Linked DNA regions of Mus musculus: all the other regions are linked to region 4. A link is a loop called in an ENCODE intact Hi-C map of the cell type or tissue named here. Cell type or tissue: left cerebral cortex. All regions are shown on one strand. Region 1 overlaps Gnai1 (guanine nucleotide binding protein (G protein), alpha inhibiting 1). Region 2 has its middle 130 kb from the start of Gnat3. Region 3 overlaps Gnai1 (guanine nucleotide binding protein (G protein), alpha inhibiting 1). Region 4 holds the start of Gnai1 (guanine nucleotide binding protein (G protein), alpha inhibiting 1). Region 5 has its middle 59 kb from the start of Gm31752. Region 6 overlaps Gnai1 (guanine nucleotide binding protein (G protein), alpha inhibiting 1). Region 7 has its middle 49 kb from the start of Gm31752.

What was found. A loop is a pair of places that touch in the nucleus more often than their neighbours do. Peaks named below come from ENCODE experiments on the same cell type or tissue, not always from the same donor. Only the 100,000 strongest peaks of a DNase experiment are listed, where the experiment ranks them.
Region 1: it touches region 4 in a loop (2.6-fold over the local background); 2 of 42 quality-filtered maps call a loop at or near these places.
Region 2: a loop joins it to region 4, with 8 times the contacts of the local background. A loop is called at or near these places in 8 of 42 quality-filtered maps.
Region 3: a loop joins it to region 4, with 2.2 times the contacts of the local background. A loop is called at or near these places in 3 of 42 quality-filtered maps.
Region 5: it touches region 4 in a loop (3-fold over the local background); 8 of 42 quality-filtered maps call a loop at or near these places.
Region 6: a loop joins it to region 4, with 2.4 times the contacts of the local background. A loop is called at or near these places in 2 of 42 quality-filtered maps.
Region 7: a loop joins it to region 4, with 3 times the contacts of the local background. A loop is called at or near these places in 8 of 42 quality-filtered maps.

The regions. Positions count from the first base shown.
Region 1 is chr5:18,290,626-18,294,625 of GRCm38, reverse strand. Gnai1 (guanine nucleotide binding protein (G protein), alpha inhibiting 1) reads left to right here. Exons shown (of 8, transcript NM_010305.1): 4 at 3,006-3,163. Among named protein-coding and RNA genes, the nearest start is that of Gnai1, 68 kb to the left of the region's middle. In left cerebral cortex, no CTCF peak of the experiment used is centred here; a DNase peak (open chromatin) is centred at 1,701.
Region 2 is chr5:18,086,425-18,090,424 of GRCm38, reverse strand. No RefSeq gene overlaps it. Among named protein-coding and RNA genes, the nearest start is that of Gnat3, 130 kb to the right of the region's middle. In left cerebral cortex, a CTCF peak has its summit at 2,229 (motif pointing left); a DNase peak (open chromatin) is centred at 2,424; H3K27ac peaks cover 565 bases.
Region 3 is chr5:18,304,958-18,308,957 of GRCm38, reverse strand. Gnai1 (guanine nucleotide binding protein (G protein), alpha inhibiting 1) reads left to right here. Exons shown (of 8, transcript NM_010305.1): 2 at 133-175; 3 at 264-405. Among named protein-coding and RNA genes, the nearest start is that of Gnai1, 53 kb to the left of the region's middle. In left cerebral cortex, a CTCF peak has its summit at 2,464; DNase peaks (open chromatin) are centred at 358, 1,498 and 3,500; H3K27ac peaks cover 1,628 bases.
Region 4 is chr5:18,356,574-18,360,573 of GRCm38, reverse strand. It overlaps Gnai1 (guanine nucleotide binding protein (G protein), alpha inhibiting 1), which reads left to right and starts at 161. Exons shown (of 8, transcript NM_010305.1): 1 at 161-522. The coding sequence starts at 405. In left cerebral cortex, CTCF peaks have their summits at 5 and 2,182 (motif pointing left); DNase peaks (open chromatin) are centred at 898, 1,536, 1,926, 2,141 and 2 more places; H3K4me3 peaks cover 3,388 bases; H3K27ac peaks cover 1,348 bases.
Region 5 is chr5:18,434,182-18,438,181 of GRCm38, reverse strand. No RefSeq gene overlaps it. Among named protein-coding and RNA genes, the nearest start is that of Gm31752, 59 kb to the left of the region's middle. In left cerebral cortex, no CTCF peak of the experiment used is centred here; a DNase peak (open chromatin) is centred at 1,612.
Region 6 is chr5:18,269,961-18,273,960 of GRCm38, reverse strand. Gnai1 (guanine nucleotide binding protein (G protein), alpha inhibiting 1) reads left to right here. Exons shown (of 8, transcript NM_010305.1): 6 at 386-515; 7 at 1,982-2,135. Among named protein-coding and RNA genes, the nearest start is that of Gnai1, 88 kb to the left of the region's middle. In left cerebral cortex, no CTCF peak of the experiment used is centred here; a DNase peak (open chromatin) is centred at 1,841.
Region 7 is chr5:18,443,957-18,447,956 of GRCm38, reverse strand. No RefSeq gene overlaps it. Among named protein-coding and RNA genes, the nearest start is that of Gm31752, 49 kb to the left of the region's middle. In left cerebral cortex, a CTCF peak has its summit at 1,788 (motif pointing right); a DNase peak (open chromatin) is centred at 1,780.

The DNA of each region.
Region 1 (4,000 bases), 66 kb after region 4:
GCACCACATGGTGCTTACATAGAGGTCTTGGTAGTAGGTATGCTGGAAATTGAAGTCTAACTTTGAGCCAAGCTCTTCGGCCCTTCCTTGTTTGTAACACTGTGGTATGCATCCTATAAACAGACTGCAGTCCAGTCCCGTCTTGCATGGTCCCTGTCCCTTTTACCCTTACTGCATGTGTTCCTGTTGACATCTCTAGACACTTGAGGAGTTTTGTGTTTTAAACATTTTGCAAAGTCCTACTATTTTAAGTTTTAGACAGTAAGGACTTACTGATTGTTGATTTAATGATTTATATGATGACTGGGTGACTAGTTGTCATACTTGAGACAAGTTGCCTTGGGTTGTTTGAAACAAAAAGTGAGGTAGAAAGGTTTCTCTAATGCTTTCTGCTCAAACTCTTTACTTCAGGGCTCTCCTGTGGGTGACGACTAAATGTCCAGCAGTCATTGGGAGGTAAACATTCCCGTTGTTTCTCCTGTGACGGGGTCTCACTGTAATATACACTGACTTCACATTCACTCTGTAGCCCAGGCTGGCCTAGAACTTGAGATGAGCCTTTGTCAGCATCCCAGGTATATACCAAGTTGTACCAGGATTGTAACTGTACACCATCACACTGTGTCCACTTACTTCCAGTTAACTTACATTTTGTGAGGAAGAGACTTTTTTACAGTTAACATTTGTTACTGTAGAGTTTTGAGGTTTACAATTTGATGTTATATGGGATCCACAGGATAGCAATATAGTTACTACAATAATGTAAGTTAACATGTCCATTCTCACACATTACAGTTTTTGGGTTATGAGAGGGGTTAAAATAAACATAGTTAACATAATTCCAATAAAATTCAGCTGTATGATTAGTTCTGACATTGGGCATTAACTCCTTGCAATGATTTCGGCCTGTCCTTTGCTTCCTTTCCTTTGAACCATACTTCCTGCTTCTCTGTCCACTTCCTTTATCCCAGGTGGGCATTGTTTAATTTTCTATCTCTGGAGGTTTGACCAACATTTCATTATAATCAGAAGGATACTGTGCTAAGTCAAATAAGGCAGACATGGAAGGAACAGGACTGCATGGTCTTACTACATGTGCAATCTAAAACAGGAAGAGACATTTGAATGCCTTGGGAAGTGTAGTTTATAAGTACAGTGTCCAAAGTTCCTTCTGTGTTTTCTTTTGAGTGCCTTCCTGGAAAGTAGGAAGGAAAAGGGTCTGTTAGGTGACCCAGACTTGAGCGTCTTCACCTCGTCTGCCAAAAACTTTACTGAAATTGACTAAAGGTTACATGATGAAGTATATTTTTTAAAAAGGACTTAAGAATTCTTCTAAATGAAATTATGTTTTCTGTGGTTTAGTAAATAAAAATGGTGGGGTTTCTCTCTCTCTCTCTCTCTCTCTCTCTCTCTCTCTCTCTCTCTCTCTGTGTGTGTGTGTGTGTGTGTGTGTGAGTGTGAGTGTGTAGGTTATTATTTAGTAGGTGACCTTATTGCTTATTGGAACTAGGATAATTATGCTAAGAGTGGCCGCAGCCTGTGGTAGGCTGGTTTGCTAAGGATACGCACGTGTTGCTGGCTTGCATGTATCTCTCTTGTGGTTTACTAAAGAGGGAAACATATGCTTGAATAATGTGTTCCCATGCTGAGAGACTTAATTAGTTTCCATGATGAGTTCCAGCTGAAAAGAAAATGTTTCATGAATTAGCAGCAGGATGAATTCATATTGTCAGCTGGTCTCCTCTGCCGCCATGCCCTGAGACACTTCTCTGCTGCATACTCTGTCATACTTCCATCATTCCGTAAGACTAGACAACAGTACACTGTTCCCCCAGGAGTGGCAGGCAGGCAATTAGTCCAAGAACACTCAGCAAATACTCAAATCAGAAGATGATCAAGTTTATTTATAACATGGCTTCCAAGTATGGTGGTGCCCTCCTGTAATCTCAGTACTTGGCACTGAGGCAGGAGGATCACAGGTTCAAAGCTAGCCGGGGCTGAGTAGTAGAAACCTATTTTAAAAACTCAAAAGGTATATTTACATGTAATCTCCAGAAATCCTGCCCGTGTACTTTAAATAAGTTCTAGATTATTGTTTAAAAAAAAAAAACCTGATCAGAGTGTAATAGAGGTTATTTAGTTCTGTACATAGAATAGTGATAAGAATAACAAAAAGATAAACACTTCTGCATCTCTTCAACACACTCGAACTTTTCAGATACCTTCAACCTGGAGATCAGAGAACCAGCTGTTGTTTGGAAGGATGCTCCTTGGGAATAATGGCTTATTCCTCCACCATACATCGCAAGCTAAAAATAACCTGAGCAAAGTAGCAATTTATGACACCTAGGCTTTGTTTTGTTTTGTTTTGTTTCACTTTAAATTGTTTCTACCTAGGGTCTCTACTATGCTACCAGGATGGTAATTACTACCCATATTCATATCTGAGAAATTAAACATGTGTTTGGTCTTAGTTCAAGATTATGCTAGATTACACCCCAGATATTGAAGACTCAATGTGCATAAAGTGCACGTGAAAGCTCCTTCCATCTGACCTCCTGTTTTCTATTTATAACAGCATGGGTGCGTAAGTCAGCATGGGTCCAGTCAGAGGCTCTTGTTCTGCTTCTCTTCGGCAACAATGGCTGAATGTGGGTGATTACTTGTGGTTCACAAACTGACTGTTAGCCCTTCATCACTGAAGCAGAGCTGGACCAACGTTATATATACACTCGTCCTTTGTTTAGAAATGTGTGTGTGTTGTCCCATACATGCACTGTGGGTATATCTACATCAAAGCCGTGCTGTTCTCCTCCCCTATGTCTTGGTTAGCAAACACTTCCTCAGTGATTATTAATACATACATACATACATACATACACACACACAGATAAAGAAAAGTGTGGCGCTTCTATAAAAACCATGAAGAAAGTTCCCAATTGTGCTGCTTTTCCCCCCTACTTATCTCTTCATCTGTACCATCTCTTGTCTTGTGAAATGTGCAGGATGATGCTCGCCAACTTTTCGTGCTTGCTGGGGCTGCAGAAGAAGGCTTTATGACTGCAGAGCTCGCCGGTGTCATAAAGAGACTGTGGAAAGACAGTGGTGTGCAAGCCTGCTTCAACAGATCCCGGGAGTACCAGCTGAACGATTCGGCAGCGTAGTAAGTAGCCACAGCTTTAGAAGTCAGCTATCATGAAGACCACACTCTAACCAAATCTATCTCCTGGCCACTTGTGCCAGAGAACTGCCTGACACATTAGTGTGAAACTCATGCTTTCTGAGTGACCATATTTGAGTGCTTTCTCTGTCTTATTAACACGTTTGTGGTAGCAATGCTGTTATTACCTATGTTTTGAAAAAGCCTCATGCATATGTCATTTCTAGGTGGAAGCGTACAGAATAGGGCTGTCTTTGTTCCTAGCATACCACCAAGAATGTCACTGAGACTTCCAAAATTCCCTCTGCATTCTTCAGAGCACTTATGCAGCTCTGATACACTTGCTGCATTGTTTTCTGCTGAGTTCTCTGTGCCTTAGGAAGGGTGGTGTGAATGTCTTCCTTAGGTTGAGCCCTCAACTCTTGTTTCTTATCCTCATCCTGGCTATCCACTTGGATCAACGTTCCCTTCCTTTCACTGTAAAGAGAAACTTCTCTGATTAAGGCTGAGAGTAGCTACTATCTCTGAGGATAAACATACATTTTAGAAAAAGGACCTTGATTGTAAGGCTAATCTCTTGAGTAGTAAGTGGAACCATTATCTGTCAATAAAAAGCTGATGTCCTATTAGCAAAAGACAGGAAGTAGAAGGTGGGAGTTCTGGATGAGAGATTGGAACTCTGGGAGATAGATAGTCAGGGGGATGATTTGTCTCCTAGACTCTGAAAAGGAACTTGGACATAGGAAACTAATGAGAGGTAACCATCTATGTGGCAGACATGCAGTCAAATAAAGGGGTTATTTAAGTTATGAGCTAGTTAGGGAACACGCCTAGATTATG
Region 2 (4,000 bases), 270 kb after region 4:
CTTTTCTGTTGATTTTGCCAAAAAGCCAACTCTTTGTTTCATTGATTCTTTGTATTATTGTCTTCATTTCTATTTCATTGATTTTAGCCCTTAGTTTTATAAAACCTTGTTTTGTACTGGGCAGAGGATCATAGAGCAAAGGGCAATAGCAACAGGTTTCCTGCTACAGAGCTGGAAATGATACTGAGGGAATTTGATCTCAGAAGCAGTAGGAGAGGTTGCCTGCTAGTTGCCTTGGGAGGAGCAGCCTTGTTGTTAGCAGGAAGTGCCCTCTGGGCTTGGGGTCTGGGACAAAGCAACAAGCAGAGTTAGGAAGGCTAGAGGGGGAGGAGCTGTGGTACGCAAGGGAGACAGAATGGGGGACAGGGTCAGGGAAGGCTGCTGAGGGAATACTGCTGCAGAGCTGAGAATGAGACAGGATTAGGTCTGTGAGACCAAGGAAGAAGAAAGGTGCTGAGAGCCGTCTACCTGATTTTCTGGCAGTTATGGCCTTATGTTAACAAGGGGTGCCTGCTGGTTAGGGGGCTCAGATTAAATGGCTGAGCTGAGGGAGGGAAGTTAAGAAGGGATGGACTGTGGGGTCCAAGGAAACATAGGCAGTAGGAAAGGACAGATACACAAGGTGGTCTTTTGTGAAGCTGAGTATGAGACTCAGAGATTGGACTTGCTGGGGGGAAAGAAGTGGTGAGGGTCTTCAGCCTACTTGTTTCCCTGTTCTGCTTAGCTGGTGTATTTCCCATGAAGGCCTGCTGGTGCTGGAGGCTGAAATACTGGACTGAGTTGGGGGGAATGTTTGGGGCAGAGGATCTTTGAGATCCCTAGGGGATGGGGTCAGATAGGAAAGAGACTATAGTAGTCTTTCTGCTACAGAGCTGAGGGGGAATTGGGTTTCAGGAACAGTAGAAGAGGTGTAGGTTCCCCAAATGTTTTTGGATGATTATTTAATCTTTAGTATAAAACAAATATTAAGTTTTTATTGGGAGCAGGTACAAAAGCAAAACAAAACAAAACAAAATAACAAAAAACAAAAACAAAAACCAACCCACAGAGTACATTATTTTTAAAATTAGGTGCAGGCACCAGAAGGAGTGGATAAGGGTGGTATCCAGATACTGTGAAAACATTAATATAAACCAGGTCTAAGCCACACATCAACATGGGTGTTTAGATGAGTTTTGTCATCTAAGCTTAGCTTCCTAATAGCTAAAATGAGGATATTTGTTCTATTTAAAACCATTGCAAATTAAAAATTAAACCTCTTTCACAATGCATGGGGTACTTTCTGGTGGTAAAATTATTTAGCATTATTCTTAAAATTATTTAGATGATTATTCATTTTAAGTTCCTTCCTATTAATAAAATAATACTATATGGAAAATAATTAACTCACATCTCATATAACAATGAACAAATAAAAAAACCTTAGAAGACCATTTAATTTCATCCACTAGGAATCTCACACATGATATCTCATAGAGAAATTAAGAAAAATTAAAATATGAAAATCCCCATACCATTATAATGAGCGTAACTCTGAATCTTTGGGGAGTTCTCTGGATGCAGAACATACATACATATACTGTGTGCATAATTCCTTTTCATTTTTATCATTGTTACTTTTATGGCTTTAATTTTATTAACACCCAGTGTGTATGAACTGTAGTTTAAACCACATTGTCTCCGCTGGAAATGGCAGAAGCTGACCATCCTGTATCTTTTGCGTGAGAGATTTAGACACAAATGACCAGTTTTCAGAAGGTGGAGAAGGACAAAAATGCAAAGTAAATCCATGAGTGCTTGGTTGAAATTAGGTGGAGCCGACTTAGACGTTCAAAAGGAGATGCTAACTCGATGGAAAATTCTTTTCTGGTCCTGCCCCACTGTTAGGTTGATTTAAATAGTGAGTTTTTAAAGAGCCCTGTAATCTAACTGCCAGAAAGATAACGCATTGGGGGCAATTTAAAGGGAGAAGGGATTATCTTTCGTATGGTTTCAAGTATAGCACACCCTGGTGGAGAGAATACGGTAGAGTTCATAGCAGAGGGAACCTTTGGCAGGGTTTCCTAATAGTGTGGGCTCAGGAAGCACAAAACTCAGGTCAGAACCAGAAACAGTTCGTTCAGGTCCCAGCCCCCACAACTCACACCTGCTAACAAGGCTGCATTCCTTTGTCCTTGACTTTCTAAAACAGCGCCACCAAGTGTTCAAACACATGAGCTGTGAGGGATCTTTCAGACTGGACCAAAGCAAGGACCCATTCAGTCGAGAAATTGTTAATCAAAATAGTTTTCTTCCCCATTCAATACACATGTTACTTTGCTGCAATGCATTTTCATGTGTGTTCAACTAAAAATAGACTGCAGGATGGAGAATGCAGTTATTTTTTTCCCTCAGTATAAGCTGCATCTGTAGTCTGAAGTGCGTCACTTTAATTCTGCCATCTGGTGGTTGAAAATATTGATGCTCTTGCCGTCTGTGAATCTATGTTAATTCGACTTATACATGTACCAATTTACATCTCCAACCAAGATATAATGTGCCATATATGAAATTGGCATACATTTCAGAACTGTGGATTACACATAGAAAATGAATTATGTATCTCATTTCTGCATTTTTCATGCAAAAATCTATGCTGACTCATGTACTATTTGCACATGAATATAATCCTATAAATGGTGTTTTTATTTTATTTTTTTGATGGAGATAGAGTTCTTTATTTCCATTTTGGCATACTCTAAAAATACTTCCTCTGTATTTGATTAAGTATATGTTGTTAGAATGTCATTTAATTGAGAAGTCAGTTTTCATATAAATTACTAATTTGGGCTAATTTTGTATTAAGAATAGACCATTAACAAAAAAATACTATATGTAAAATGAAAGACCAAATCTAGTGTCATGGGCCTGTAGTTCCAGTGATGGGTGGGTGAGACAGAAGGATTATCAGATACAGAATCTGGCTTGGCTCCAGTAAATAAAAGACAAGTCTGGATAGCATCATGAGATTGTTTCAAAATTAAAAAAAATAAAAAAGTAAAGAGAGGACTGGGATGTAGATCAAAGCCAGGAGACTTTCCTAGCACACACAGGATGTAGGTTCAATTCAAATACTGAGGGGAAAAGATGAATAATTATGACTTTAAGTTTTATGGCTTGGAGTGTAGCATACCCACCCACCCTCACACACACGCACACACACACACACACACACACACACAGAGAGAGAGAGAGAGAGAGAGAGAGAGAGAGAGAGAGAGAGAGAGAGAGAGAAACAGGGAGACAGGGAGACAGGGAGACAGGGAGAAAGAGAAGAGAGAGAGAGAAGGAGGGCTGGGGAAGGGAAGCAAAGCCACATTTATTCAATGATTTCAGCCTTTATTCCTTCAGTTTGCAATCCATGGTTTATTGTTCACCTTGCATATTAGGAAAAGTACGGAAACATAGCAGGTGTAAGTGTAGTAGGAACATGAGAGACTAAAGCTTACAGGCATACGTAAATAGAACTTGGCCCTTCTCCTCAACTCAATTTCTAGGTCCTGACCATATTGTTATTGAAGCATTTTGCTGTCACTGGTTCCCAGAACACCCCAGTGGCTCCCAAGAGGGCTTTTCACAACTGCAGGGGTGAACTTCTCAGCCATGTGCTCACTCGCCTGGCTTGTTTCATTGCGGAAACTCTGCTGCTTATGCAAGAAGAAAGAAAGACTCAGGATGAATATAAATATTTTTCAATACTGGCTGAAGCTTTTGTTTTTGTTATTGTTTCTTTTGGAGTATGTGAGTTATTTTTTCTATCACAGAAGATTTAACAAATTAAATAACACTTCAGGATGGTTTTCTTGGATGAACTGATGTCATGCAGTGGTTAGTATCTTAGAAGACTCATCTACAGTGGGATAGTGACTTCACCTGCTCTCCTTCCCCTGTAACCTCTGGCTATTCATTCACATTTTTATCACTAAAGGTTCTAAAAGTTTAACAGCTGAAGATATACATT
Region 3 (4,000 bases), 52 kb after region 4:
TAAGTGGCATAAAATGTGGTGGATGCACACGCACTTTCGTGAACATGCTAGACGTGAACACGTGTGTGCTTTCGGAGCTGGAGATACTTAAGTGCTTATACTGAATTAGAAAATCCTTATTTTGTTTTCTAGGTGCTGGGGAATCTGGAAAGAGTACCATTGTGAAGCAGATGAAGTAAGTAAATGGAAGACATTAGATACGTTTTTATGACTCTAAGTGACCTCTGTAAGGAAGTGTTCTTCTTTCCCTTTGATCTCGGTAGGATTATCCACGAAGCCGGCTACTCGGAAGAGGAGTGTAAGCAGTACAAGGCAGTGGTCTACAGCAACACTATCCAGTCCATCATTGCCATCATTAGAGCCATGGGGAGGTTGAAAATCGACTTCGGAGACTCTGCTCGGGCGGTAAGGCATTCAGTGTGTTGGCATGGGTCTGATGACTAACTCGTGGGATGCTGCTGCATCCGTAGCTGTATAGCTGAGGCCAGACAGCTGTCCAGAATGCCTCATGCAAGAAATCAAAAGGACAGATGTGAGTCTGGAGCCTCGGAAGTAAGGGAAGTAAGAAATACACAGACCTGCACTCTCCACCTTCTGCTGTTTTCCCTGACTTCTCCAGCCTCTTCAGACATAGCTGAAGTAATTTCTATATAACATAGATATTAGAGTCTTAGTAACATTTTCCCAGCCCTACAAAACACCTGGGCAAACCCACTCAAAGTGGGGCAATTTGCTGGTGGCACACAGCATGAAAGGTTTCAGACCACGATTGGCAGACTCCATTCCTGTGGTCTTTAGGCAAGGCTAAAACATCATGGTGGGGAGGGAGATGGAACAATGGATTACCTCATGACAGGCAGGAGGTAGAGAGAGACACAAAGAGGACAAGGGACAAGATATTCTTTTCAAAGACAAACAGTGACATGATTCCTCCAGCTTGCTTGGCCCCATTCTAATTGCATGTTCACCTATGAATTTGGCAGCAGTTTAATTCACTAGTGATGTTATATTTGCCCCATCCAGTCATGTCAATAGCCCACTAGTTAGAGAACAAAAACTCAGCAAATGAACATTTATAGCCATTTTATACTCAAACCATAACACATAGATACCTCTGTGCCTACAAGCTCATATGCAGTTACCATCAATAAAATAAAATGCCAGAGGTAATTAGCTTAACAAGACAAAAGGTTTACTTTGCCTCAGATGTTTAGATATTTTAGTCTAGCACTTGACTTGCTGAGGCAGGAGGATTGCTGCAATGAGGCTGGCATGGATTACACAGTGAGTACTAGGACAGCCAGGCCAGGACTACACAGCAAGAAAATAAAACAACATTTCAGCACTGGCATGATCTCATTATTTGTTCTTGGGCCTAGACTAAAACAGTGACTGAACCCTCAGTAATGAAAACGGTATGAGTTTGCTTATCTTTGGGACAGGAAAATACCAGCTATTTAAAGACATGAATCAGAGTTTCAGAGCTAAGTGGGATTTCAGCAGAGCAGCCAGTGCTTGGTAGAGAAGCTGGAAGGCAGGAAGGAAGCTCATGGCAGGGCAGCAGCAGGCCTGGAGTGCAGCAGGCTTGGTGCTGGCTGAGGCTCTCTGTGCTGGCTCCCTCCACTCATCCACAGTATCCTTTCCACAAGGCACTGTCTTCTCCTTTCTCTCTATTTGATGCTTACTCTGTTTATTTGAGGATCTTTACTTGTTATTGTCCACACATCACTGAGAGGATGTTCTGTCATTTCTACACCAAAAATATTATGATATATGAAAAAAATACAGTCTGGTTTCACTTGTATGTGAAATCTGAAAAAATGTACAACTCAAGTCTCAAAGAGAAAGTAAAACAGTTGTTAGTGGGGCACAGAGTAAAATGGAGGGAAATAATGGGGTGTAGTGTATTTTAAGAGATTCGTATGTAGCAGGGTACTCACTACTATCATAAAAACGTAACATTCATCATTTCTATAATTACTGACTTTGCAAGTTCCTGAATACAGGGCTGGGTGAATATTGCTTGGTGCTATAGCACTTACTGGCCTTGACTATGTGGGGCCCAGAGTTTGGCCCCCAAACTACCAAGCCTACAAAGTAGCATATATGTAAGGTAAATCTAGAGAGGGAAGGTACAATGTTGAGACTGTGGTCAAGATCATTCTAAGTAATTAATTTATCATTTATTCATTCAACACTCTCAGAGCACTTGTTAGGTGAATAAATGATAAATGCATAAATTACACTGGATGAATAGTAGATGAGACGGAATATTCTAGATATAATCAAATCTTTTTTCAGGAGGAAATTTAGAGGAATGTTATGAATTATTAAAAATTATTTGGAAACACTCTTGGAAATACCACTGACTTCTTAATCTCTGTTTAAAAGAATGGCGCAGACTGAGATTAAGGAGAGAAAGTAAACAGAAATTGTACTTTATAGCAGTTCCAATTATGGCCACTGAAAACATGCAAATTCATCTATGTAAGTTGGTTGTTGCAGCTCAAGCCTGTAATCCCAGTGTTTGGGAGATATGAGGCAGGAGGCACCTCTTGAGTGAGGCCAGGAACTTAATAAGCTATATCGTGAGTCCAAGGTCACCCTGGGCTACAAAGTGTAGCCTCGAAGCCTCGTCTCAGAAAACCGAACCAAACTCAATAGCGCCCCACATTCCCAGTCCTGGGAATCTCCTACAGTGTCTGCAAGAAGAACTAACTGCTTCAGAGCCGCTTGGAGCCTAGGTTTTGGTGCTTCAGGGACAGTGCAGGCAGTTTTATGAGAAGCCGTTGATTTTTCCTACCTGTCTTAGAACAAATTCTTTCCAAACCTTTCTTGACAGATCCGTGTGCTTAGCCTTAGGAGTAAATACTCTGAATAAGTGTGCTGCTTTATGGTTAGTCGCTCTTCGGAAGCTCTGGCGTCAGCATAGCAAGCCTTCATCACTGTCTGTTTTCTGAGGGTTACACTGACTTAGATATGACCAGCATTCCAACTTTCAATAGCTTATAAATAAGGAAGATTATCAGTTTTGCCTTTTAGTTTTTCCCTGATATTCATAATCATTTATCTGTTTGTATTTTCCTTGTGAACCCTCTGGGTACTCTCACTTTTGTTAAATTGTTTTTGGGAAGGGTTTTCTTTGAGTATGAGAGATATTCACTCTTTATGGTTTGTTTCTTACCAAAACTTTTATTTATTTTTGCATTAATTCTGACATTTTTGTCTTGGTCTTGATATAAAGACAATACTCATAATTACTGTAATTAGTATTCTCTTGTTAAGTCAAGGTCTCAGGTATCCCAGAATGGCATCAAACTCATTGTATAGCCAAAATGATTGTGAACTTAGTACTTGTGTGCTTGCATCTGTGCACGTCCCTGTGCATTTGTGTGTGAGGTTAACGTCCTCTTTTGTCTTCTTCCCTTGCTCTCCACCTTATTTTTGGGCGCAGGGTTTCACACTGAATCTGGAGCTCAGTAATTCAGCTTGCTCGGGTAGCCAAGATGTTCCAGGAGTCTTTCTCAGTCTTCCCCAACTGCAAAGTGCACACAAAAATTCATATTGGCATGCTGAGCTCCTTCTGTGGGTGAGAGGGACCTGGACCAGATCCTCAAGGCACACAACAGCTGACACAGCTTCTCAAACATTATCTCTTAGTATTGTCAATAATACTATGGATTTTTTTCTAATCTATTTATCCACCTATTAGGGGGTGTTCACTATTAAACAGGATCTAAATATGTCATAATTTGTCTCTTGCATTATTGCCACTTATTAAGTAACCAGTCCATTTCTGATGACTTGAAAGTACTACCTTTAGCGGTCAATTGGGTGTGCTTAGAGATGCCTTCCCCACTGATGTGCTTTTGGTTTTCCCAGACCAGCCCCCAGATACGTGATTCAGTGTCTCTCATCATATTTAATTATATGGACTAGAATAGAAAAAAAAAGGAACAACTACTTCATAGAATTTTTAAAAGATAAAATCAGTAGTGAT
Region 4 (4,000 bases):
TCACGCGGGCGCGCGGCGGTCGGAGGGGGCGCTGTCCGACGGCACGTGCGCGGGCGGGCGTGAGCGCGCGCTGGGAGTGGTCGCGGGGCGGGCAGGGGCGGGGCCGCGGCGGCGCGCGGACGCCGAGCTCGCTCGGGCTGTGCGCGGCTGCGGCTCGGCCACGGGCAGCTGCGGTGGCGGCGGCGGCGGCGGCGGCGGCAGAGCCTAGCGGTCGCAGGGATTCGCGGGCGCGGATCGCGGAGTGTCGCCGGCAGGGACGGCCGCCCGAGGCGGCAGCGTGCGGACTAGCAGACCTCGCCTCCAGCTTGCGGGAGCTGAGGACGTAGCGGGGCCGCCTCCGGGCCAGCCTCTCCTCGCTCTGCCAGCCGGCCCCGGCGCCGAGGGCGCGGCGACGCTCGGCCACCATGGGCTGCACATTGAGCGCTGAGGACAAGGCGGCCGTGGAGCGCAGCAAGATGATCGACCGCAACCTCCGGGAGGACGGCGAGAAGGCGGCGCGGGAGGTCAAGCTGCTGCTGCTGGGTGAGCGCGGCCGTGGGGACGGGGCCCGGGCCGGGGGACAGCGGTGAGCGAGCGCGGCATCCCAGTCCCTCAACAGCGCAGGCGGCTTCTTGGCCGCGGCGGTGACTGTCGCGCGACCTCACTGGCAGCCCAGAGTGTGGCGGGGCGGCGGGACGCGTGGGAATCCGATCTTTGAAGTTGAGCTTTGCCCTCCCTAGATGAGGGACAATTCGGGACCACAAAGCCAAGCACCCCCTCTCCACGGAAACCCGGTGGTGAGAGGTGTCGTGCCGCGTTGCGCTTTGCCCACGCCTGGAAAGTGCCACGTTGGGTGGCCTCGGGGCTCTCTTTGTGGGTCCTCTTCCTCTGCGGGGTCTCAGTGATCTTCCTGTCAACTTCATATGGCGACTCAGTGAGTGGAAAAGAGCGCTGAGATTTTCCCTGCGTAAGGACTTGAGCTGCTCTGGAAGCTGGATTTTGCCTGGGTGGGGGATGGAAACCACCAAAGTTGGCTTACGTTTGCTCTCATAGTAGGAAGGGAAAGAGGCTTCGCGGGTGAAAACAGCCCTGACAGGTGCGAAAGGCTCCTCGACCACAGGGTCGTTCCTCCACTGCGGTGTTCGCTCCAGTGAGGTTTGACAGCTGCACACCATGCTTTCTTTCTTCATTCTTAACACTGTTTTGCTAATAGGCGACGTGAAGGTCTTTCTTCCAGTTTTTTTGAACGGAGGAAAAAAAAAAAAGAGTAGATCCGGATTTTGATTGAGCGATATAAGGAAAATATTCACAGGTTATGGTTTTTTTAGATCTGTGAGTCAGGGTTTTTCCTTTTGTTTGTTTTTCTCCCACACTGTAGGTATTTAGGCAGATGATAGATTTCTTAGAATCTTCGTTTGCACTTCCAGCGATTTGCTTGTGTTCTTCTCACAGTTGTGATAAAAGAGAAACATCGCTGCACAGATCTGCTTTTTAGTAAGCTCCCGTTTCATTGGTTTAACGACTGCAGAAAGATGGTGGTTATTTCCTTCTTTCTCCATTACTAGTAGGCTTAGAAGAAGCAAACTTGGCATGACTAAAAGTAATAATGATCTGAGTCATTTTGCAAGCAAACTGTGAAATAACTTTGCATTTTAAAGACCTGGGTGGTGTTTTTCACCCATCACAGCCTCCCCATAAATCTTTCTCTGTAAATAGGATTGACTGAGTTTTTATATTAAAAAGATACTGTCTTTCCATGAGATCGGCGTGTTTTTAGAATATTAGCCACAGAACCATGTAACTTACAATAAACATAAAATAAAGGGATTAGACAGTTCTTTCTCTGTGGCTTCAGAGCACCTGCTTGGAAGGTCTCCTTGGTTGTAATACTGTTCTCAGTTGGAGCTACCATCCACCACATTTAAAGCAGTTGTAAAATGAGCCCTCCCAGTGATAGTGGCAGCTTATCTTTTAATTAGACACCTATGAAAGATTTGAAAAATGGAATTTTTGCAAGCTTCAGAATGCAAGGTATCTCTTTTTATCACTGTTGACGATTTGAAGTTGATAATTCTTTGTTGTTCTCTGTGTGTGTGGAGGTATCCTGTGTGCTGTTGGATGTTTAGCAATGAAGTTGACCTCCACCCATTAGATGCTAATTGCTGCTCACCCTTTCTAATCTCCTAAAATGTTGCCAAACGCCCCCTGGAGGCAGAAATGTAACCTCTGCGGAGAACCACTGTTTTAGATTAATAATTAAATATAGTTGAGTGTGTAACATGCAGCTGAAGTTGATCTCTCTTACCATCTGTGGGGAGTTAATGAGAGATGTACCAGAGTCCTGATTTTCAGAAGAAATTATACAGTTCTTATTCCTCCAAACCAGTGCATGAGAAGGATTCTAAAGTTATAAACAAGCAAACAAAGAAACAGTGAAGGAATTCCTTTAAGTGTTGTTTCTAGCTTTGAGGTTTTGCTTTCATCTACAACTGTATTTTCTGTCGAGAATTCCAGCCCACCCCTGTCTTCCTGTGCACCACTTCATCCGACACCCTAGTTCCCATTTAAGAGAAAAAAAAAATCCTTGTGTACTTATTTCGCAAATCTTAATTCTTGTAATAGTTGAAAATTTTTTCCCCAAGTCAGACTTAGCAGTGAACTATGACCTTTAGTCCAAATTTGGATGTTTAAGGCTGTGTGCAAGTAACTCTATGGTGTCATCCACCTAACTCATGGTAGCTGGTCAACTGAGATGTAAAGTGGTATCTAAGTAACCCAGCAATACCACCTGGACTCCTAGGAGGGTGTCTTCATCTTCATCTTCATCTGTTTAGTTTTGCTTCTCAATAATTTACTTAAAGATACAGCATAAAAACATTTAAAACAGTCTATTTAGAACATTGCATTTTTTGCATGAAATAATGCATTGTTTTAAATATCTGAAGTGAGAGACTCTTGCATAAGATTTGCAAATAATTAGTAACTATTTGGGTGCTGGGTGTGTAGTATTTACTATTTGAATCATAGGTGTTTCCCTGTTCCCTAAGTCCAGAGATTCAAGCCTGCACCAATAGAGAGGACCAAATCTTGTCTTCTGACCTGAAGGGGATCAGGCTGCACTTTTGGTCACTTAAGTATTTCAGTTTAGTTTCCAGCTTTCAGTATATGAATCAGTTAAGATGCTTACATGATCCATGCAGATATTTAGCACTCTTTCCACTGTGTATGGATAACTGTTCCAGAGGAAAATACCTTTTACTATTACATCTTTGAGAATTCATGATTCTAAGGTCAGTAGAATTACAATTAGGACATTGTTCAGTTAGACTATGTTGGACTCCTGTCATTTATTAAATTGCATTTGGTGATGATTTTTTAAGATAAAAGGTACTAGCTTTAAAAAAAAAAAAGTACAGTTCTCAAGAATTCGCTGCTCAGTTGCAATCTCATTGCAAAGGTTTGAGCTGTATTTTCTTTTATTATAGCAGACGGTACTCTATACTCACTTCCGCACACAAGCAAATCACCCCCAGAAGCCGACTTCCCTCCTTAGCATAGCATACTGTTATAGTTATAGGCTTGGGGTGGGGGTGGGGAGTCGGGTGGGGACTTTTAAGTTTTCTGCTGACGGGCATTTTCTGTTGCCCTTCAATCAGCAGTCCTTCCACTGCCTTTGGACACATACTATGACTTGTGTAGTTGAGGAATTCTTGCTTTATCAGGTTTCCATTTTTCATTGCTTTAGCCATTTCCCAGAGCCTTAGTTATCAGAGAGGCAACATGTTCCCTTGGACGAGTCGACATGCCATTTCCCCCTGGGTTGTGTGCTTCTGTGTCCCTGTCTATTTGTGTTAGTAGTTATTCTAGTTGGAGCTACTGGTTGTGTCATTGTGTGCTTTGCATATGTGGAGTTTCTCTTGAATCCACTTCCCGTCCTCCCACTTCTAGCTCCAGGCTCCCTCTGCCTCACAGCCTCCTTGCTGAAGATTTCTCTGCTTCTTCTTGGCCTTTTCCCTTTGCC
Region 5 (4,000 bases), 78 kb before region 4:
CTCGTCCTCAGGCAGGAAGGAATGTGGCAGAGTCCTGTGACTTTTTTTTTTCAAATAACTGGGTGACCTAGATCCATTTCTATTGTTGTGATAGAATATGGTGACAAGACTAACTCAGGAAAGAAAGGGTTTATTTTAGCTCATGATTCCTGGTCATATCAAATCCACAGTCAAGAGAAGGCAGAATTAATGCATGCACACTCCCTGTTCAGGTGACTCTTTACTCTCATACACTCAAGAGCTCAATACCCAGGAATGCCCACTTTCATGTTGAGTCTTTCCGCATTGATAAGGGGAATGAGAAAAATACTCCACAGATATGCCCGCAGGTTGGATTAATCTAGAACATCCTTTATTGACACTCATCCCAGGTAATTGCAAGTTGTGTTAAGTTGACAATTAAAACTAATTGTTACAGAGGGACAGTCATATTCTTTTGCACACATACGCATTGTGAACATTGTAGGGGTAGAGCAAGAACTAAAGGCAATGGGATTTCATTATTTGAAAGGAGAATTGAGATTATGAAGAGAAAAAAAAACCCCTCTTAAACAGAAAAGGCAATTGAGAGTCTGAATCAACGAGAGCTACAAGGGAGAGAAACACAACATGCTTGAGGCTGATAGAAAAAAATGTCAATTGTTAGTCCAAAATAACTTTGAGAAGGGACTATGAAGTGAGCTATAGATTATATATTTCTTGCCGACTTATATGCTACAACTTTTTTTCTCAGCAAGGTGTAGTGGTGCACATTTTTAATCTCTGAGGTCTCAGCCAGCCTGGTCAACACAGTGTGTTCCAGGACTGCTGGAACTGGGAGGTGGCCCTGTGTGGAAGATGATAATACCTACAAAATGAGGAGGGCACCCACGGGCTTTCACATTGAAACATATTTGGTTCATAGTAGGAGAGCGGTTTGAATTCCACATGGGAATCAGCATAGTCAACAAGGAGAGAGTAGGGAAATCTCTCAGGTGTGTAAGAAGCGCTAGCAAGAGACGTTGAAAACCTTAGTGAATATATTCCTGTCTGCAGTGAAATGAGTGGGACCAAAAACTGAGGCCGTCTCAAAACCACAAGCAAGCAAACCATTTTTTTTCGAAAGATTCTTTTGATATTTAGTGTCACTTCAACTATGGTTAGCATTTTCATTATTTGTACAAATGTAAAAGCATTTTTCAGATGATGTGTTGTAGTTTTTAAGCTAAAAGAGCCCTTCCTTTATACGGCTGCTATTTTTAAATGTCCTTTGCAGTTTCCACTGCTGCCAACTCACTCCATAGTATTTTTAAAGACCTGACTGCATCCCATGCACCTTATTACCTGTAGCTATATGAGGTGAGAATTGGAAGGATCCACAGGAATATACTAAATGGAAAAAATAAAAAGATTATCAAAGAATGAAGTCCTTTCCAATTAATTTAAGACTTCCACACATAAAAGGCAGAAAGGATATGAAGAAAATCCCTACTTAAATGACAATTCTTCAGAGAATTAAAACCTAAACAACCGGAAAAACAATTTTTTTTCTTCTGTTCCCAGGAGCAGAATCTGCAAGCAGTAAATCTCTGATAAGGAAAGTGTGGGAGTAGAACGTGAGGCCCGGGGGTGGAAGATCATGTGGTGCAGCTGCAATTCACAGCCGAACAACTTCCCTTGCTGCTCTTCTGCTAAGGGAATGAGACAGGCAGCATAGTATATATGACTGCACAGCCAACGTAAAATCAAGTTAACCTAGTTGAATGGCCCCAGTTTTTCCTACTACAGATCAATTTTTTTTTCATTAAGAAAAACAGGAATAAAATGAGTGTCATCAGTCATGAGGTAGAAGGCCACGAAATAACATGGGGAATGTTAATGATACAATAATAGAATGGACTGCCTTGTCTGGCCTCAGTGGGAGAGGAGGTACCTTGCTTCAAGTGCCAGAGTGGGAGGAACAATAAGCAAAAAACTAAAATTAAAGGAAAAATAAAATAAAATAAAGTAACACTGTGCAGAATGTTAAATTTGTCTTTTCTCTACAATTCTGTCTTATAGCTATGAGGTGAATCTGGTCACTGCAGACTTTAGTAGCAGGGGGAGGTGGCCTGGTATGGAAGATGACAAAAACTAAAAAATGAGGAGGGCATCCAAGGGATTTCATGTCAAAACATATTTGGTTCGTGGTAGGAGAGCAGAAGAGAAATCAAAAGAATTCCATGTGAGAATCAGCCCAGTGAGCAGGGTAAGAGTAGAGCAATGCTGTCAAGTGTGCAAGGAGCGCTGGCAGGAGGTGTTGAAAACATTAGTGAATATATGCCTATCCTCAGTGAACATTTTCATTGTCCAAGGGGGACCAACATAAAAAGGTAGACAATGAAAATGAAGCCTGTGGTGTGAGACTGAAACTGGGAAGCCACCGTAGTGGCTCCTCCAATTAAAAGCACTTGTTATACAATACTGGTGGCCTAAATTTAATCCCTGGGACTCAGCCAAAGGAGAGAACAGACTCTCAAAGTTGTCTTCTGACAACCACACATGAATGAGGGCAGTACTTGCATTCTCTCTCACACACAACATACACAGTGATGCACAATAATAGGTGATGTGTGATAGACAGACAGACTATCAGATAGAAGATAGATAGATAGATAGATAGATAGATAGATAGATAGATAGATGATAGATAGATAGACAAAATAAAAATTAGTTTGGAATTAATATTAACTTATAGCTGAGATTTCAGATTCATTTGTGTATCCTTGAAGATACTCTAAGAATAAGCTATGTACCATCTCTCTTTCCATCAACCCTCATCTGTCTGTCTGCCTGTCTGTTGATCTATCTATCTATCTACCTATCTAACTATCTATCTGTTATCTGTGTGTGTTTACAAATGTAAATATGTGTGTATTTATACATATCCTTGAGGATGTGCCTTGCATGAAAGGGCTAAAGGCACACTCCCTCTCACAGTTTTCTCTAGGCTAGGGCCAGACCAGAAGCCACCTGATCTGCATAGTAAGACGTGGGTAGATTGTGGATGTTAGACTCTGCAGGCTCCTCTCCACGCTCTATTCCAGCAACCCCTATGGGCCCTTAGAGCATAGTCAGAAGGCAGATACACACACACACACACACACACACACACACACACACACACACAGGACAAATGGAACAGACCATTCCTCGAGCAACTGTGTGTGCTATACCTCAAGTTAAGTATTAGCGCTAATGGAACATGACCCACTGAATAAAACAGAAGGCCAAGAACAAATCACCATGGAGAACTCTCATAAGCTGGATAGTTTATGACGAACATCTCCATTCCTCTCCATTGAAATCTCTGCTCTCAGATTTTCCTTCCATCTTAGATCGCCTTTGCTGCTGCCTGCAGTGCATTCCTGTTGGTGTTCCAGGATCTGCCCTCAACCCTGAGCAATTCTCACGATTCTTGTAAGTGAAACAACACAACCAACCCATCAATGTGAGACCTCCTTGCTTTCCCCCTTTCCTTAACCAGCGGGACATAAAATGTAATCATATTTAACTTAATTCTTTTCTTCCAAATTCCAAAACTTTTACATCTATACCAGCCTAATTATCTTAGAATTCATGGGCCTGAATTCACTTCCTTTCCATTCTCCCTGGGCTAAGTCAATGATTTATTCTGTTTTCAACAGTATGTGTTTAAGTTCTATTATACATTAGCCTGAGGCAGAGAGTTTCTGCTCTTGTATACATACAGTCTTCTGAAAGATAATAAACTGGTTGAGTAAATAATTCACTGGACATGATATGTACATACACACAATCCCATCGGGCTGCCTGAGCTACATAGGGAGTTAAGTGCTAGCCCGAAAAACTTAGTAAGGCCCTGATTTGGAATAAAATTTAATTATATATGGCTAGGGAAATAGCTCAGTAGTGTGGTGTTTGCTTAGTACCACAGGAAATTTTTAATTGACTTTAAATACAGTGTGATTGTGAATACAAAAGAAAACTATAAGAGTTGTCA
Region 6 (4,000 bases), 87 kb after region 4:
TATGTGTGTGTATGCACACAGGATATCACACATACACACATGCCACAGAGTGGGTGTGGAGAGGATCCAGGCGCTGAACTCAGGCTGCTAGGCGTTCTCTGGGCCATCTCAAGGACCCAGATGTGCTGTGTGTGGAGAGTACTTTTGATTTTGCTTTATAGTTACTCTAGCTGTAATCAAATGCTTAATAAGAATGATTTATTAACATTTTTCCCTTTGAGAAAATTAACTGGTAACATTTTTTTTCCTCCCACTATGTCCCTTTTCTCCTTTCTTCCCATCCCACAGCCTCCAAGCTATGTGAAACTTTTTTTTTTTGGCATTACAGAACTCGGAGCTTTTGAACATTTAATGTGGTGTCAAATCGTACATTTTCCTCTTACAGAATGTTTGACGTGGGAGGTCAGAGGTCAGAGCGGAAGAAGTGGATCCACTGCTTTGAAGGGGTGACCGCCATCATCTTCTGTGTGGCCCTGAGTGACTATGACCTGGTTCTTGCTGAAGATGAAGAAATGGCAAGTAGAAGCAGCTGTAGGGGTACAGCCTGAAATGTCCAGAGCTGCACACGTTGCCAAGACCTTAGCTGAGGAGCCTTGAGAAGTCCTTGCTCATGAACGAAGTATTTGCAAGTTCAATTTCTTTGCTTCAGCGCCTCTGCTGCAGCCCAGAGGGCACCGATGCTTAGAAGGCACAGGTGTTTCTCCATCCATCTACCTGGGAATTGCCTGCATCTGCCCAAAGGCTCATATTTCCCCATGAGTTACTCTGTCGGTCTATAATCTTCCTTATATGTTATACTTCTCTAGTTATAGAAAAACAATTTTCAAGTAACATCCAATAAATATACCATTACTCTAGGAAGTATTTTCTAATACATTGAAAACTCTGGCACTTATAAACATATGAAAATGATGGGCAGGTTTCAGGTTTTTCTAAATCAAGTTCATACCGTCATCAGTCATGGGGGGAAATGGGGCATAACATACATTTTTTGCATTTCCCCACTGTAAAACGTGTCAGTGTCCTCTTTGAACACAGCACGAAAGGATAGAAAACAAGAACTGGAAGTCATCTTCTCTAACATCCACTGTGCTGGGCTAATTGGATTTCAGCTCTCTCCATTTGACACAGTGCTCTTAAAGCTTCCACCTACCTCCTAAGCAAAGCTTAGATGGCCTGTGCAGCAGTGACATTTCCTCCATGTGTTCCCATGTGGACATCCCTTGACTGTGACATCCTATAGCTCTCAGGCATGAGCCAGTGATGTTTGAAAGACATTGAACAAGGTGCCCGCTAACATCTATGTTGTGCTTGTCCAGAAATGACAAAGAATGTAGTTAGTATTCTGGAATTATTATCAGCTCTAGAGCACAGATCTGACTAGATAGAAGCCACAACCACTGTACCTGGCCAACTGTCACCTGATAAGTCTAATTAGAAGATGCTGGCCAGGAAGAAGAGGGAAAAAAAATCATTCATTACAGCCTTCCTGGGAGAACAGGGTATCTGCACCCTAGGCTGTTGTTAGAAGCTGAGACGAGCAAAAGAAAAAGCCGGAAGCACTGGGTGTGCATGGTCCTAGTGTCTGGGTCGAACTGTGATCTGGTCACATTGTCACAGCCCTGGTTGTGCAGGGTCTCCAGCTGTTGTCTAGTATATTGTTGTTGCTTGAGGAGAGGGAAGGCATTCGGGTTTTTTCATCAGGAGTTAATTGCTTTCACCCCGGGGCCAGCTTCCCTTCCATCACAGGGAGTAAACCTTTAAGGCTCTTTCTTCTTCACTTTGAAATAAGCCAAAGTGACTCAGACAGAACAGGTTAGAGACAAAATTGGAGTTGAGACACCAACTGGGACATCCTTCAGGGTGTTACGTGCTTTTCAGCTGAAAGGATCTGGCAGTTGCCACATTTGTTCTTTTTAAAACAGATCCTCAGAAACTGCACTGTTCATGAAAATGATTTCTTTTTTTTTTTTAATTACAGAACCGTATGCACGAGAGCATGAAGCTGTTCGATAGCATCTGTAACAACAAGTGGTTTACAGACACGTCCATCATCCTTTTCCTCAACAAGAAGGACCTCTTCGAAGAAAAAATAAAAAAGAGCCCCCTCACGATATGCTACCCAGAATATGCAGGTATTTCACTCTCTTAGAGTAACCTAGCAAATCCTGTGCTTCTGAGTGAAATTCCCCCTATGGCAAGATTTGCAGGTGTTGGTTTGAATTTATTGATATGCTAATTCTTTCACTGGAGGGTGTCATACTTTTCAAACTGCATTTGAGCACAAATAGTCCCTTAAGGTGTGGAGAAGTTTTTCTGAACATCCCTGGTTTGCTTTGTGAAAAGGCTTGGAGGTAATTTCCAGAGATGTCTCCATGTCTCTGTAAATGTAAAGACTGACTTGTTAAAAAAAAATAACCAGATCACAGATTGGATAAACAAGATAAGATCTGTCTCTGCTCACTATCTTCTCTCAAACACATTCATGATAAACAATAGCAGTCACCCTGCTTCTAAGAGGGACCATGAATATTACTGTAAGAAGACAAGTGAAGAGGAGCCAGAGAGGCAGCCACTTCCTCCACGGTGCCAGGGAAACTTTGATAGGAAATCCAGGCCTTAATAGTGAGACTCTCATAGACAATGTACCTCTGTGAGTAAAGGCCTAGCTTTTACAAAATTTGGTCTGTGATCTCAAACAAAGCAGATACTTTATCTATGTTCCAGTGCCTCATCTATAAAATTAGGAACTGGGTTAAAACCTTGGTTTTAATTTGGTTTACTTCCTTGGAGCACATCCCAAGCTGATATTGAAAGCAAGTCTGGTGTTCACACTTATGAGCCCCAGTCTTGGGGGATGAAGAGGAACATCAGTACTTCAAGGCCATCCTGGTCTACATAGAACGTCCAAAGACAGATCAGGGTATATGAGAACCTGTTTCCAAAACAAAAAGTGAATACCAGGACCAGAGCTATCTATCCCCACACACCCTTCCAGTCCTCATATATAAGCAAAGTAAATTGGTTTTCATATATATATTTATATCCATCCTGTTTCTTTAAAATATAAGACTTTCACTGGTTTGTATGAACTCTAAATCTAAAATGTAAATGTTCTTAACCTTTTCCTCATTCTGTTTGAAAAAGCAAAAAATAATTCTCCAGAACTTCTCAAACTCTAAATAAAATTTGAGTCAATGCTGCACTGAACTGGTTGTTGGTGGGCATTGCGTGAATGCTGCTTCCAAGTTGACGCTGAGCAGCCTGTTGGCATTGGTTCTTGGATAGCCCTGCTCAGATATAGTCCATCTTGAGACCCCAGTGCACCACACATCTGCACCTAGGCCTGCACCAAGCAGTTAATTAGGGTCTCAGTGGAAGCAGAAAGGACTTGTTCCTTGGTAAACACAAGACTATTACATAATCATTTGATAGCCCAAGTGCTAAGATTATAATTTCAGATCTGCACTACTTGCTCTAAGAATTGGTTCCGTTGCTTCCTGCATCACCATGAGCACTTGGTTCTTACGACTATGAGCCTTTATGTTTTATGGATAAACCCTGTGTAGCCCCCACCTGCTTGGGTGTATCCTGCCTCTGTCTGCTGACTTGCAAAGCACCTCCTCCTTCTTCATTGTAAGTTGCCATTTCACCGGGATCCATTTCCAGTCCTTTCATGGTCATGCTGGCTGTTGAATTGTGTTGTCAGACCCTGAACATCCCTCTGCAGCCCCTTGCCTCTGTTTCCAACTGTTTCTTGAATGTGGTTTTTAGCACTGAAGCATAAGCCAAGCTAATCTCTCCTTCTCCTTTGACTGTCTCATAAAGTTTCCAGTTTTGAAGTTGCCCTCACTCAATCATATATTCTTTCAGGAAAGTTCCCATGGTAGACAGTACCTATGCTCCCACCATGAATGTGTACACACTGAAACACATATATGCCCCCCCCCACACACACACACACACTTTGTTCTTGTTCAGACTGAAAGTCAGATCAAAG
Region 7 (4,000 bases), 87 kb before region 4:
GATACTGTAATGGCTCCCACATCAGACAGCCACGCGACACAGCTGGCAAGTCTCTGGGTGACCTCCTCTGCGGTGCACTGTGTGGCCTGTGGCAAGCAAGCTTCTGGGTGTCCACTGTGTGGCATAGAGGCAGGTGTGTGTCTGGATGTCTTCCCGCTCTCGCACTGCCTGTCATAGCAGTAGTGAGGCCTTTATGCGACTTGCTAGCCGGAACAATGCGGTGGCAGACAGGTTTCTGGGCTCTCCCCTGACTCCAACCTCCACCCGCAGTTGGTATGGCCTTTATGAGATATTAACTATTGGATGGATCACAGGGCCCCCAATGGAGGAGCTAGAGAAAGTATACAAGGAGCTAAAGAGATCTGCAACCCTATCGGTGGAACAACATTATGAACTAACCAGTACCCCAGAGCTCTTGACTCTAGCTGCATATGTATCAAAAGATGGCCTAGTCGGCCATCACTGGAAAGAGAGGCCCACTGGACAGGCAAACTTTATATGCCCCAGTACAGGGGAACGTCAGGGCCAAAAAATGGGAATGGGTGGGTAAGGGAGTGGGGGGTGTGGGAGACTTTTGGGATAGCATTGGAAATGTAATTGAGGAAAATACGTAATAAAAAAAAAAAAATAAAAAGGAAAAAAAATGTTATTCATTGGCATTTATTCTTGGTATTTAGGATTAATTACCAAAACACATGTTTTAAAGGAATATTTGAACTTAGATCTTTACATTTAACCAGTTTCATATTAATAAATAATATCATATATACATATATGTAATTAACAATAAATATAAACTTCATTATTTTACAAATTATTCAATTCTACGTATTAGTGTGTCTAGTAGATTGTAATATAGGTAGTGTTTCCTTTTTTTTTTCTTCTGTAAACTACAGATAAAAACATTTTATTTCTACCCAGATAATTTTTTTTAATTTTTTTGATTAGGTATTTTCCTCATTTAAATTTTCAATGCTATACCAAAAGTCCCCCATACCCACCCCCCCACCCACTCTCCTACCCACCCACTCCCCCTTTTTGGCCCTGGTATTCCCCTGTACTGGGGCATATAAAGTTTGCAAGTCCAATGGGCCTCTCTTTCCAGTGATGGCTGACTAGGCCATCTTTTTTTTTTTTTTTTTTGCAGGACCACTTCATGATTTTTTTTCCATTTCTTATTAGGTATTTAGCTCATTTACATTTCCAATGCTATACCAAAAGTCCCCCATACCCACCCACCCCCACTCCCCTACCCACCCACTCCCCCTTTTTGGCCCTGGCGTTCCCCTGTACTGGGGCATATAAAGTTTGCGTGTCCAATGGGCCTCTCTTTCCCTAGGCCATCTTTTGATACATATGCAGCTAGAGACAAGAACTCCGGGTTACTGGTTAGTTCATATTGTTGTTCCACCTATAGGGTTGTAGTTCCCTTTAGTTCCTTGGGTGCTTTCTCTAGCTCCTCCATTGGGGAGCCTGTGACCCATCCAATAGCTGACTGTGAGCATCCACTTCTGTGTTTGCTAGGCCCCGGCATTGTCTCACAAGAGACAGCTATATCTGGGTCCTTTCAGCAAAATCTTGCTAGTGTATGCAATGGTGTCAGCGCTTGGAAGCTGATTATGGGATGGATCCCTGGATATGGCAATCACTAGATAGTCCATCCTTTCGTCACAGCTCCAAATTTTGTCTCTGTAACTCCTAGTGTTTCCTTTTTTATCTACAGCTTCTTCTACCAATGAGTACTAAAGGAGAGTTGGTTGTCAAAGAAAATATCATGATCCACCACGAGGTGGCAGAACGGCATTTGCAATATCGTATTTCAAGCAAGGCTTGAAGTTGCTGATGAAGAAAGGTGAGGGTTGCTGGAAGAATTGTTTAGAGGGTTATAATTTGATATCGTTCCCCAAACATCTCCCCAGTTAATGAACTTGCGTGTCATTAGTTTTCCAACGGCTAGTAAGTCCTCACAGAAACATTTTAAAACAGTGTCGCTGCAAAAATTAATTTGGACTCATCTCTTCTGAAGTTAAAACTGAGCTTCAAGTTCAACTTTTTTCTTACACGATACTACAAAATAGTTAACCATGATGATCTGATGCCTTTATTCAAACTCCGGTTAGTCCGCGAGAGGACTCTGTCCTCAGAAGTCATCAGATACACCCCGTTTCTTCTGCAATAATTAGGTAAGAGGGCGTCAAGAACATATCAAACTTCTGTTTACATGATTCAGAATTTCATAAATAGTAAACTTTGACCCATCTTTAAACCTTTCTGGTTTTTCTAGAAAAGAGTGCTTTACTTGGAATAGATCATACATGTAAAACAGCCCGTTCCTGAAGTTCTGGAAGAAGCAGAGTGATGGTATTTCAGTAGACAAAGGGAGGGATCTATAAAACGAAAGGGTCGTTCATAAGGATGTGGCTGTAATACTGAAATATTTCCCAGTTTTCACCTGAAAACAAATTAGAAAAGAAAGAGAAATCTATAAACTATATTTTCAGAAAAATAGATAATATGCATCTACAAAGACATTTATAATGAGGATAAAAGTCAGGAATGATACAAAATGACAGGGTGATGATAAATCAGGTTCCTCCTACATACCTTTCCTTCTTTCTTTGCTATTATATCTTGTTTTGTTTTGTTTTTTTTAATCATTTCTTTTATTTCAATCCTGGAAAATATTTTTGTTTATATTGAATTCATAGTGACACAATGTCAACCCAAATCCATATTTTTCGTCCTTGTTTCCTTTGTTTTTTTTTTTTGTTCTTTGTTTTTTTTGCAGGGGGGGGGTCTGTTTTAGTTTCATTTTTTAATTTTTAAATTTATTTTTTGCACATTTGTGTATTGTCTGCATTCATGTCTGTGAGAGGGTGTCAGATCCACTGGAATTATAGTTACAGAAAGCCGTGAGCCACCATATTGGTACTAGGAATTGAGCACAAGGCCTCTGGAAAACAGTCGATGCATTCACCTTTAAGCCCTGTCCCCTAGTTTTATTTTTTGGTGATACTAAGTAGATGATAAATTCAGAGATATGGAAAAGCTGGAAATCTAACAGAAGACCTCAGAAAATGTGATTATGTTTCCTAACCCAAGTCTCGGACTAACCATTGTGTTTTATGTGCAGAGAAAAAGCAGGGCTTCATAAATGCCAGGAAGGCACTCTGCAGCACTGCAATATCCTCAGCCCTCAAATGTAGCCATCTTTATTTTCATTTATTTTATGTGTATGATGTTTTGTCTTTCTGAATATATGTGCACTCCTTGCATTCTTGCTGCAGGTGGAGGCCAGAAGAGGGCATCAGATCTCCTGGAACTGGAGTTACAAATGGTTGTGAGTCACCATTTCAATCCTGGGAATGAAACCCCAGTCCTCTGGAAGAGCAGCAGCAAGTGCTCTTAACCACTGAGCCATCTCGCTGGTCCTACATGCATCATTCTTAGTGGAGGAACCCTAGAACACTTCATTAAATTTTTTCAGGAACAAAAGTAAAGTTGCACTCTGTATTGGTCATATAGTAGTCATTTGGTCATATAGTAGTTATATTTCTATAACACCACAGCCTAAGACAACACACATTCACACAGCTTGGGAATCTGCAATCCAGGCAATAGGTGTTCTGCTGGGAGTCTCACAAAGTACCATCAAGATATCTATCTACTAGGGCTTCTGTGTCATCATTAACAGTAAAGGGCTGACTTTGGGAGGGCCAGGATTGCATTTGCAGCTTTCCTTTTGGTCTGCCTGAGTTTTATCCAGGTCTCTCTGGTCCTGAGTGTTCTTTCTCCCAAGTCTTCAGTGGGGACAAACTACAACGTGGCAGCCACTTCAGAGCCAGTAAGGGAAAGAGTGGAGCAGGGGAGTAGCTCTCCAAGAGAAGCAGCACTCCCTCTGTGTGCCTGCTCAACACTCATCCACGCATCACACCATTGCTGCTTTTCTGTTAGCTGTAAGCGAACTAGACACCATGCCCGCAGGATGTGAAAATGACTG